2 separate regions of the Homo sapiens genome follow, and region 2 is linked to region 1. Evidence: read pairs that join two places in POLR2A ChIA-PET (ENCODE). Cell type or tissue: MCF 10A. All regions are shown on one strand. Links, peaks and the distances in the headings refer to the core of each region. The heading gives the core; the rest is flanking DNA.

Evidence for each region. Peaks named below come from ENCODE experiments on the same cell type or tissue, not always from the same donor. Only the 100,000 strongest peaks of a DNase experiment are listed, where the experiment ranks them.
Region 2: POLR2A ChIA-PET joins it to region 1 with 5 read pairs; 7 of 35 experiments call an interaction of 5 or more read pairs at or near these places.

Annotation. Positions count from the first base shown.
Region 1 is chr12:96,424,302-96,429,676 of GRCh38, forward strand. It overlaps the pseudogene RN7SKP11. Among named protein-coding and RNA genes, the nearest start is that of CDK17, 27 kb to the left of the region's middle. RefSeq lists an enhancer at 1,248-1,347. In MCF 10A, for the core only: no CTCF peak of the experiment used is centred there; DNase peaks (open chromatin) are centred at 1,880, 3,220, 4,380, 4,690 and 1 weaker place.
Region 2 is chr12:96,227,115-96,232,489 of GRCh38, forward strand. All of the region lies in intron 2 of ELK3 (ETS transcription factor ELK3), which reads left to right. It overlaps LOC124902991 (a long non-coding RNA gene), which reads right to left. Exons shown (of 2, transcript XR_007063414.1): 2 at 4,170-5,375. Among named protein-coding and RNA genes, the nearest start is that of ELK3, 35 kb to the left of the region's middle. In MCF 10A, for the core only: no CTCF peak of the experiment used is centred there; a DNase peak (open chromatin) is centred at 2,307.

The DNA.
Region 1 (5,375 bases), core at 376-5,375:
AATGGCATGATCTCAGCTCACTGTAACCTCCGCCTCCTGGGTTCAAGCAATTCTCCTACCTCAGCCTCCCTAGTAGCTGGGATTACAGGCGCCTGCCATCACGCCCGGCTAATTCTTGTATTTTTAGTAGAGACAGGATTTGCCATGTTGGCCAGGCTGGTCTTGAACTCCTGACCTTAGGTGATCTGTCTGTCTCAGCCTCCCAAAGTTTTGGGATTACAGGCATGAGCCACCATGCCTGGCCAGTTTATACTAAATTTATCAGCAAGGAAAAGGAGTTCCTACTGAAACTGTAATGCTATATTGTCTCCCGAAATAGTTGTAAATCTTTCTCTAGAGAGAGATTTTTTCTTTGCCATTTGTATTTTTAAATTTAACCTCAAGACAAAAATGTCTGTGTACAAGGTACAGAAGATACATTTTTCCCTACTGGACTATAAGCTGTTTGAGGGCAAGAAGTGTATCTCTAGTAACTGTCACAATACCTGGTATGTAGTAGTGGCTTTATTCATGTTTATGGAATGTTAAATTCCTTAAGTAATTATTGAATGAGTGATAAATACTATTTTAAGATCTTTATGGCTGGGCGTGGTGGCTCATGCCTGTAATCCCAGTACTTTGGGAGGCTGAGGCGAGTGGATCACCTGAGGTCAGGAGTTCCAGACCAGCCTGGCCAACATGGTGAAAACTTGTCTCTACTAAAAATACAAAAAATAATTAGTTGGGCATGGTGGCGGGTGCCTGTAATCCCAGCTACTCGGGAGGCTAAGACAGGAGAATCTCTGGAACACGGGAGGTGGAGGTTGCGATGAGCCGGGATCGTGTCACTGCATTCCAGCCTGGGTGACAGAGTGAGACTCCATCTCAAAAGAAAAAAAAGATCTTTATGAGAAAAAAATTATTAGGATAAAAGAGATGAAGATAATGGTAAGAATTTTTGAAGCCAAATGGAATTAATCTAGGAAAAGGCCTTGGAGGGGGGAAGTATTTAGTGCCTGTTTGGAAGCAACGGAGAGAGGTGGGTTGGCAGAAAAGAGGAATCAGCACCCTACTAGGGAAAACAGGACATTTAAGGCCTGTTAAGATTTATGGAGAAAATGTTGAAATGTGCATAGGAGCCAGGAGTACGCCAGGGAGAATGAAATGCATCAAGTGAAGGCAGGGACAGGAGGAAGAGGTTAGCCATGGACCACAGACAGCCTGAATCTGTCATGACTCACTTTTACTGAAAGTCAGTTATGAGCCAGAAAATATGCATAAATATTTGCATGTGAATATTGATTGAAGTCACCCAGAATGTAGGCAGGATCCTGCTCACACTTGTCACCAGCAATCTCTATGACGCTAAACACAAGGGATATTTTCAGTCCTCCCTATCCCCGACCTTTCAGCTGCATCTGAATCTGCTGACCTCTCTTTACTTTTTCTAAAAATTGTGGTAAAACTACCTTTAAGAGTACAGTTTAATGACATTAAGTGCATTCACATTGCTGTGTGATCATCACCACCATTCATAAAACTCCTTTTGTTTCTCTTTTCCTTTTTTTCTTTTTTGAGAAAGGCTGTTGCTTTGCCCCCCAGGTTGGAGTGCAGTGGCATGATCATAATTCACTGCAGCCTTGATCTCCTGGGATCAAACGATCCTCCTGCTGCAGCCTCTCAAGTAGCTGGGACTACAGGTTCATGCCCCCACGCCTGGCCAGTTTTGGGGATTTTTTTATGGGGAGGGTGGGATTTAGTAGAGGTGAGGTCTTGCTCTATTGCCCAGGTTGATCTCGAACTCCTGAGCTCAAGCAATTCTCTCACCTTACCCTCCCAAAGTGCTGGGATTAGGGAACCACAGTGCCAGGCTCACAGAGCTCTTTTTAGCTTGCAAGACTGAAACTCTATACCCATTGCACAATAACTCCTGTTTACCATCTTCCCCCAGCCTCTGGCAACCACCCTTTACTTTCTGTCTCCATGGGTTTGACTACTCTAGGTACTTTATTTTTTTTATTTTTTATTTATTTATTTTTTTGAGACAGAGTTTCGCTCTTATTGCCCAGGATGGAGTACAATGGAGCCATCTCGGTTCACTGCAACTTCCGCCTCCTGGGTTCAACCGATTATCCTGCCTCAGTGTCCCAAGTAGCTGGGATTATAGGCATCTGCCACCACGCCAGGCTAATTTTTGTGTTTTCAGTAGGGACGGGGTTTCACCATGTTGGCCAGGCTGGTCTCGAACTCCTGACCTCAGGTGATGCATCCACCTCAGCCTCCCAAAGTGAGAGGATTACAGACATGAGACACCACACCTTGCCTACTCTAGGTACTTTATATAAGTGGAACCATACAGTATTTGTCACTTTTGTGACTGACTTATTTCACTTAGCATAATGTCTTCAAGCTCATCTCATATTGTAGCATGTGTTAGAATTTCCTTCCTTTTTAAGGCTAAATAATATTGTATTGTGGCCAGGCGTGGTGGCTCATGCCTGTAATCCCAGCACTTTGGGAGGCCGAGGCAGGTGTATCACCTGAGGTCAGTAGTTCCAGACCAGCCTGGCTAACATGGCGAAACCCCATCTCTACTATAAATACAAAAATTAGCCGGGCATGGGGCCTGTAATCCCAGCTACTCGGGAGGCTGAGGCAGGAGAATCACTTGAACCTGGGAGGTGGAGGTTACAGTGAACTGAGATTGCGCCACTGCACTCCAGCCTGGGTGACAAGAGCAAAACTCTGTCTCAAAAGCAAAAGAAAACGAGAAAAAATAATATTGTATTGTGTGTATAGGCCGCATTTTGCTTATGCCTCTTTACTGTTCGAGACATCTTTTCCCTTGGCTTCCACAACACCACATTTTTCTGATTTTCCTCCTACCATCCTCCTAGCATCTATTTTTCTGCCTCCTTTTAGGCTCAGCCCTCACCACTTGGCCCCTCAACGTTAGAGTTTCCTAGTTCTTAGTCCCAATTCCCGGCTACCCTCTTACCCTAGACAATTTTGCTCCAGATCATGGCTTCCCTTCCTGTTTGTTTGCCAGTGTCTCCATGTGTGCAGCTCCAGGGGGTTGGGGGGCAGGGTGCGCAGAGAGAGCAGTGAGGAAGGAAGGGGACATCTGCCTCCTCAGTCAGCTCAGCCGAGTCAGTGCTGACGAACAAAGGGGCAGCAAATGTCTCAGCCAGAATGCTCTCACATCTGGATCAGGAGCTTAAGTGTGATTTGAAAGGCGTGAGGCCAAAATGATGCTGGAGGAAGCTGACTCGTGCTGTGATTTCACAGAAAAGAATGCAGTTAGAATAAGATCATGGGAGACAGCTGTGATGGCAGTACAGCCACAAGATGACTGGTCTCCAGGCTGACTCTGACAATAGGAATGGATGTGAAGAAAAAACATGTTTATAAGAAAAAATGGACATAAATCGGTGGTTGAAAATGTGGGAATGAAAGAAATGATAAACAGTGAAGTTAATGCTTTCTCTAAGGCTTTTGCCTATAAATGCATCATGGAATCTTTTTGACCATGCTTGAGGTCAAAAGGGTTTCTCTTCTGAAAATTAAAGAAAAGACCCAGTTAGACCATTAAGATGCTTTCCTATCCATTTCTCCTTTCCCTTTTTTACTTCACTCTCTAGGGCTAGAATCTGCAAAATTGACAGAAGGATAGATAAGACAGGCTGATAATTGTGTCCTCAATTGTATATGCTTTCCTCCAATGTTTTTCTTTAATACTGGCATTTTTTTTTGTTAACAGCCTCACTCTTAACTCTGCCTCTCCCATCCTTCAAGGGCTATAACAGCCTTGTTATATCCCTCCATAATTATCATTGACAGGCTTCTCGGTCTTAAAAAAACTGAGACAAGAACATGTGTTTTCCTTTGGACTGAGTTTTGAAAATACAAATGATCCAAACAGGCATGGTGGCTCATGCCTGTAATCCCAACACTTTGGGAGGTTGAGGCAGGAGGATCACTTGAGGTCAGGTGTGGTGGTGTGTACCTGTGGTCCCAGATACTTGGGAGGCTGAGGTGGGCAAACTGCTTGAGCCTAGGCCTGGTTGACAGAAAGAGACCCTACCTCAAAAAAACAAAAAACAAAAAAGTGAAATCGAAGAGTAATTTTTAGCCAGCGGCCTTTGGAACCAAAGTGTTTGGCTTTATTCTTTTGTGGGCCTCTTCTCTTTCCTTTCTAGATTAGGAGATCTTGATCAATGCAGTGGGATGACATTAGGAGAAGGAAAAATGACTTCAGGAGTCATAAGTATAAAAACTGGCTTCAGATTGAGAATCAACTGACTATTCAAATTGTAAAAGAGCAGAAGTGTTTTGGATAGTCTCCACAAAAATACAAAAATTAGCTGGGCCTGGTGGCACACGCCTGTAATCCCAGCCTGAGGCAGGAGAATCGCTTAAACCCAGGAAGTGGAGGTCACAGTGAGCCAAGATTGCACCACTGCACTCCAGCCTGGACGACAGAGCAAGACTCGGTCTCAAATAAATAAATAAATAAATAAATAAATAAATAAATAAATAAATAAAGGATGTTATGCAATGTGATATGTAGAATACATAATCTTGTCCTAAAAATATAGTATAACAAATGTAGAATAACCAATGGTGTTAGGTTGTTTGTTTTTCACTTTACTCCTTTTTCTTGTGACAGCATTTCCAGTTTGCCTTGGAGCACTATTGGAGACGATCCCGGTGCTCCAAGAACCAAGGTACTTCGTTAGCCAAATAAGAGGTGAACACACAGCCAAAGCCAGACCAATCAGATGCTTGTCCCCAGGAGTTTGAATCTCAAGCAGAGAAACAAAAAGACTGAAAAAGATTACTTCTTGCTATTTGGATTCCCAAGGCCACCCTGGTCCTTGTCTTTTCTGAGCCTGGTTATTGTGCTGGGCTTTCCATTCTGTAAGCTACTAGCACACAGAGTGGAAAGTTTCTTTTCTGCTACTTTATCTGGTTTCCTTTACTTCCAATCAGCATTTTTATCTTGAATGCTTACGAGTGCCAGGCACTGTTATGAGGTCTTCGTGTAGATGACATCATTTGAGCTTCACACCAATTCTTCAATTATTATTTGGCTCACACCTGTAATCTCGGCACTTTCAGAGGCTGAGGCAGCAGGATTGCTTGAGTCCAGGAGTTCAAGACCAGCCTTGTCAACATAGTGAGACCCTGTCTATATAAAAATTAAAAATTATTTGACATTTGGCAGATGAAGATGAGCCTCAGAAAAAATAAGCGCCTTATCAAAGCTTACACAGCTAGCAAGACGTGGAATTGATGTTCACACTTAGGTAGTATGACTCCAGGTCTTTAGCGTCTAATCTCTGGGAAAGAATTCTTTAAGCAAACTCATTAAGTGGGTCTTTTGGTAATGAGGT
Region 2 (5,375 bases), core at 272-5,271, 200 kb before region 1:
GGATGCAAAGCCACCTGGGCCACTGCCGTGTGTGCCACCCTGAACTTCAAGCTGCCCTGAACCGCGTGCGTTTCTCAGTGTCACGTACAGCTCGGCCTGACCGTTTGCCTTTTAGTGTTCTCTTCCTTCTCGGTGTCCTCCTCCTCTTCCTCACTAACATTCATCCAGAGCCTTTCAGTGCAGAAATCAGGTAGCTGCTGAACTCGGCAGCTGCGTCCTTTTTCCCATCATCTCTTCTGTCCTTTGCTAGCTGTCATTTCTTCCCTCTTGGCTTCAACTGCACATCCCTGGGTTTGTCCTAATAGGGAATTTTTCCCACTTGAGTAGACAAGCATGAGAATATCATTATTTTTATATGTTATATGTTATATTTTTAGCAGAGAAAAAAGTGGAAAATGTGTGCAAACTTGCAGAAGGCCCCCCGGAGGAGGGTCGTCCCTGTGCCCATGCTGTCAGGAAGGCCCCGGAGGAGGGTCGTCCCTGTGCCCATGCGGTCAGAAAGGCCCCGGAGGAGGGTCATCTCTGTGCCCATGCGGTCAGGTTGGGGCTGAGGCACTTTGATCATTGCTCCTCCTCAGAGTGTTCTTTTCCTCCCCTCTCAGATTATAATAACGAGGTAGTTACAGAGTGAGCTCCAGCCTAGATCGTCTGGGTTTGAATCCAGCTCCATGACTGTGGCCGTGTTGCCTAATCTCTCTGAGTCTCAGCTTCCTTTTCTGTAAAGTGGGTATAATAGTAGAGTCTACACTGTGGGGCTGTGGTGGGATTCATTGTGTTCACACGTGTGCAGGGCTGAGAACAGGGCCCCAAACAGGGTAGGCACAATGAAGCATGAGTCAGAATAATAATACAGATGACAGTTTCTCTATCACTAATTTGAACATTGCAGACAGTGCAAAGAAGAAAATTAGAAACTGGGAGGATCACTTGAGCACAGGAGTTCAAGTCCAGCCTGGGCAACGTAGTGAGACCCCTGTCTCTTTTTAAAAAATTTAGCACAATTTATTAAAAAAAAGAAGAAGAGGCCGAGCATGGTGGCTCACGCCTGTAATCCCAGCACTTTGGGAGGCCAAGGTGGGTGGATCATGAGGTCAAGAGATCAAGACCAGCCTGGCCAACATGGTGAAACCCCGTCTCTACTAAAAATACAAAAATTAGCTGGGCGTGGTGGTGCACACCTGTGGTCCCAGTTACTCCAGAGGCTGAGGCAGGAGAATCGCTTGAACCCGGGAGGCAGAGGTTGCAGTGAGCCGAGATTGCGCCACTGCACTCCAGCCTGGCGACAGAGTGAGACTCTGTGTCAAAAAAAAAAAAAAAAAAAAAAAAAAAAGAAGATCAAAACCTTTGTTGCTACGTTGCTGCTCAGGCACATGGAGATAGGGAAACGCCGGATCTGAGTATTATGGCCCTTTTCACTTAGGACCTATCAGGAGCACTTTGTCGTGCTTTTTAATGACTGAAGACAGATGACAACAGTTTCTTTCCTCAGTTGCTTATTTTCATATATTTAATCTGTTCTGAAAATTCAGCTGTGAAGATGCTTTCTTATTTAAATGACTCTCCCTCACCGCTCTGAATCAAAGCTCTGGCACTTCTCTGAGCACCTGCAGTTGGAGCCAGTCTCCACCTTCTGGACTGTCTTAGTGACTGGTGGGAGCTTTGTATCCAGAGCCCTCGAGGTTAAGAGTCCAGCTGTCCCTCAACCTCAGCGTCTCAGTTCACCCATTGGAAAGTGGTGATGGGAACAGCACCCTTCCTTGTCGGACTGTGTGAGGATGGAAAGAGAAGATAAGATGACGCGGATAAGGTGCTTAGCACAGTGTCAGGCACCTACTCAGTGAAGGCTCCTCATTCCAGTTATGTGTATTTATAAAACTGACTGTATTATGTCGTAGCTGTCTGTATATAGCTGACTTCATCGTGGCCTTCTGGATGCACCACTTTTGTCGCTCTGGTACCTCGGACAGGGTCTGGCATGTATTAGTTGCTTAGTAAATGCTAGACGAGTGAACAAATGGATAAAACACTGATGTGTCCACTACTCAAGTGCACACCATTTATGTCATGAAAGTTGATATTAATGAGTGATAAACTAAAAAATAAAAGTAGTCACTGCTTTTTGTTTATTGTCCCGTAGTTTCCTAGGGCTGCCAGGTCAGATGACCACAAACTGTAGGTGGCTTAAAACAACAGAAATGTGTTGTCTCACAGTTCTGGAGGCCAGATGTCCAGAGCCAGGGTGTCAGCAGAGCTGTGCTCCCTCTGACTCAGGTGGACTCTTTCTTGGCCTCTCCCCAGCCCCGGGCTTGCCAGCAGTCCCTGGCGTGCCTTGGCTTGCAGCAGCCTCACTCGGATCGCTGCCCCCATCATCACATGACGTTCTCCCCATTCTGTGTGTCCAGATTTTCCTTTTTTTTTTTTTTTTTTTTTTTTTTGAGACAGAGTCTTGCTCTGTCGCCCAGGCTGGAGTGCAATGGCATGGTCTCAGCTCACTGCAAACTCTGCCTCCCAGATTCAAGGGAGTCTCCTGCCTCAGCCTCCTGAGTAGCTGGGACTACAGGCATGTGCCACCACACCTGGCGAATTTTTGTGTTTTTAGTAGAGATGGGGTTTCAATATGTTGGCCAGGCTGGTTTTGAACTCCTGACCTTGTGATCTGCCTGCCTCATCCTCCCAAAGTGCTGGGATTACAGGTGTGAGCCACCGTGCCTGGCCGATTTTCCTCTTCTTATGAGGATACCGGTCATTGGATTAGGGCCCACCTTAATGCATTATGACCTCATCTTAACTTGGTTACGTCTGTAAAGACCCCTTTCTAAATAAGGTCCTAGTCACAGGTATTGGGGATTAGGACATCAGCATAGTTTGGGGAAGGACAAAATTCACTCTGTAACACCTCCATATACAGTCATGTACCACATAATGTTCTGGTCCACAGTGGGCCACGTATATAACAGCGGTCCCATAAGACTATAATTCCATATTTTTACTGTACCTTTTGTACGTTTAGATACGTTGAGATACATACATACTTACTATTATATTGCAGTTGCCTACATACAGTATTCAGTACAGTAACGTGCTGTACAGGTTTGTAGCCTGAGAGCATATAGCATAGCCTTGGTGTGTGATAGGCTAGACCCTCCAGGTTTGTGCAAGTACATGCTATGATGCTCGCACAACAACGAAATTCCCCAGCGACACATTTCTCAGAACGTAGCCTCATCGTTAAGTGATGCATGACTGTATTTCAGACACTGCTGGGCTTTTTGTTTAGATTTTTAAAATTATACTTAAAAGGAGAGTGTTGGTTTCCCTCTATAAGTGATGGTTCGATTCAGCAAATCCTAAAAGGAAACTGCTCCCCATGACAGGCACAGCACCTAGATTCTGCAGCAGGTATAAACACTAGACTCCGTGACAGGTGTGACACTAGAATCAAAGACACATCGCTGAGCCAAGTCCCCAGGGTGGAGACAGGTCCACCCAAGAGGAGTCCTGCCTTGGAGGGATTCAGAGTTGCTGGGAATTGAGCAGCTCCCTGGTCTCGAAGTGCACATGATTTTAATAGATGACTTAAATGGGAAGAAAAGGCGACCCTGGGGGCGCCAATCCCGGATTGGCAGTGCTGGGATCGGAGGCTCTGATCACTGTGCTCAGAGGCTCCTTCCTGCATCTACAGTTGTGCGGAGTGCACGTGACGCAGGTGTGGGGAAAGTCTGGAGGGCCAGGGTTCCGCATCCGAGCTCCACCAGGGAACTGCTTTCCCCAGTTAAGCTTTTGTAGAGGCTGCGGGGCAAACCCAATTATAATTCCAAGAAAGGAGTGATGCCCCATCCAGGGAGCGGCATGTTTTGCAACCCGGGTATGGATGAAAGGCCCCTGTTGATTTGAGAAACACACAGGTCATGGGAGGTGCCTGTGGCTGAGCCCGTGAGGGGCAGAAACCAGAGTCCGTAGAGGCCTAAACAGGACATTTAACTGAGGCCTGGGCATTTTACACTTCCTCTCTGTCAAACAGCTTTTTCCCTTGGTCTTGTTTTAAGCCCTAGGAGATAGGTTTGTTACTGTAGTTCTGATGGTGTGAATTTTTGGATAAGTTTTTTTTTCCTTAGGTTTAAACTGAGTCTTCCAGAAGGTAGTTTTATAACCTGATGTAACAGTAAGGATCTTTTTCAGAGATTTTATTTATTAACAAGCTAACAAGTCTTTCACTCCTTAACATCAGACAGATGGACCCTTCATCTTAGAGTAGAGAAGAGCGGGGCCCATGCCCAGAGCATTTCTGTCACTGGCCCTGACAACTGCCAGGCACCTTATGGGTCAAGCCTGAGGGGCAGGAATTCCTGCTGGGATTCACAGCATTCACCACTTCTTGAATAAGGCTTTTTTTTGGAGACACAGTTTCACTCCTGTTGGCCAGACTGGAGTGCAGTGGCGCGATCTCAGCTCACTGCAACCTCTGCCTCCCAGGTTCAAGTGATTCTCCTGCCTCAGCCTCCCGAGTAGCTGGGATTACAGGTGCGTCCCACCATTCCCAGCTAGGTTTTGTATTTTTAGTAGAGATGGGATTTCACCAGACTAGTCTCGAACTCCTGACCTCAGGTGATCTGCTCGCCTCGGCCTCCCAAAGCGCTGGGATTGCAGGCATGAGCCACAGCACCTGGCCTAGGGTTTTTAATTATACATCCACCTCCAGTTGACACGGCCTCTTCTTTCACCTCTGCCTTTTCCTCAGCCATCCAGCCATCCCTTTGGAAACATACCTCCTTCCTCCTGAGGGGCTCAGCAGCTGGTTGGGGAGACAGACATGAAACCAATTTTAGTAGAGAACCCCGTGTAAAGTGCTGGCATGGCCAATGCTGGGGTCTTCTGGGAGAGCAGGGAGGGATGTAGAGGCAGAGGGAAGGCCTCCGGAGGTCAAGACACTTGATCTGGATCTTAAGGAATGAGAATGAGTTTACCCGGCTGAAAAAAGTTAGAAGGGATATACCAAGAAGGGAACAGTGTGAGTAAAGGCAGGGACGTGTGGATGAGTTTGACCTTTCAAGCACAGAGTATCTTGGGAGTGAGGGCAAGATGTGGTTGGAAAAGTGAGTGGGGAATGGAGTGTGGAGTATATCATGCTAAAGGGTTGGAACTCTGTGGTGAGAGCCAATGAAAAGTTAAAAGCTGGCTGGGTGCGGTGGCTCACGCCTGCAATCCCAGCACTTTGGGAGGCCGAGGCGGGTGGATCCTGAGGTCAGGAGATCGAGACCATTCCGGCCAACATGGTGAAAACCCCGTCTCTACTAAAAATACAAAAATTAGCTGGGCATGGTGGTGTGCGCCTATAAATCCCAGCTACTCGGGAGGCTGAGGCAGGAGAATTGCTT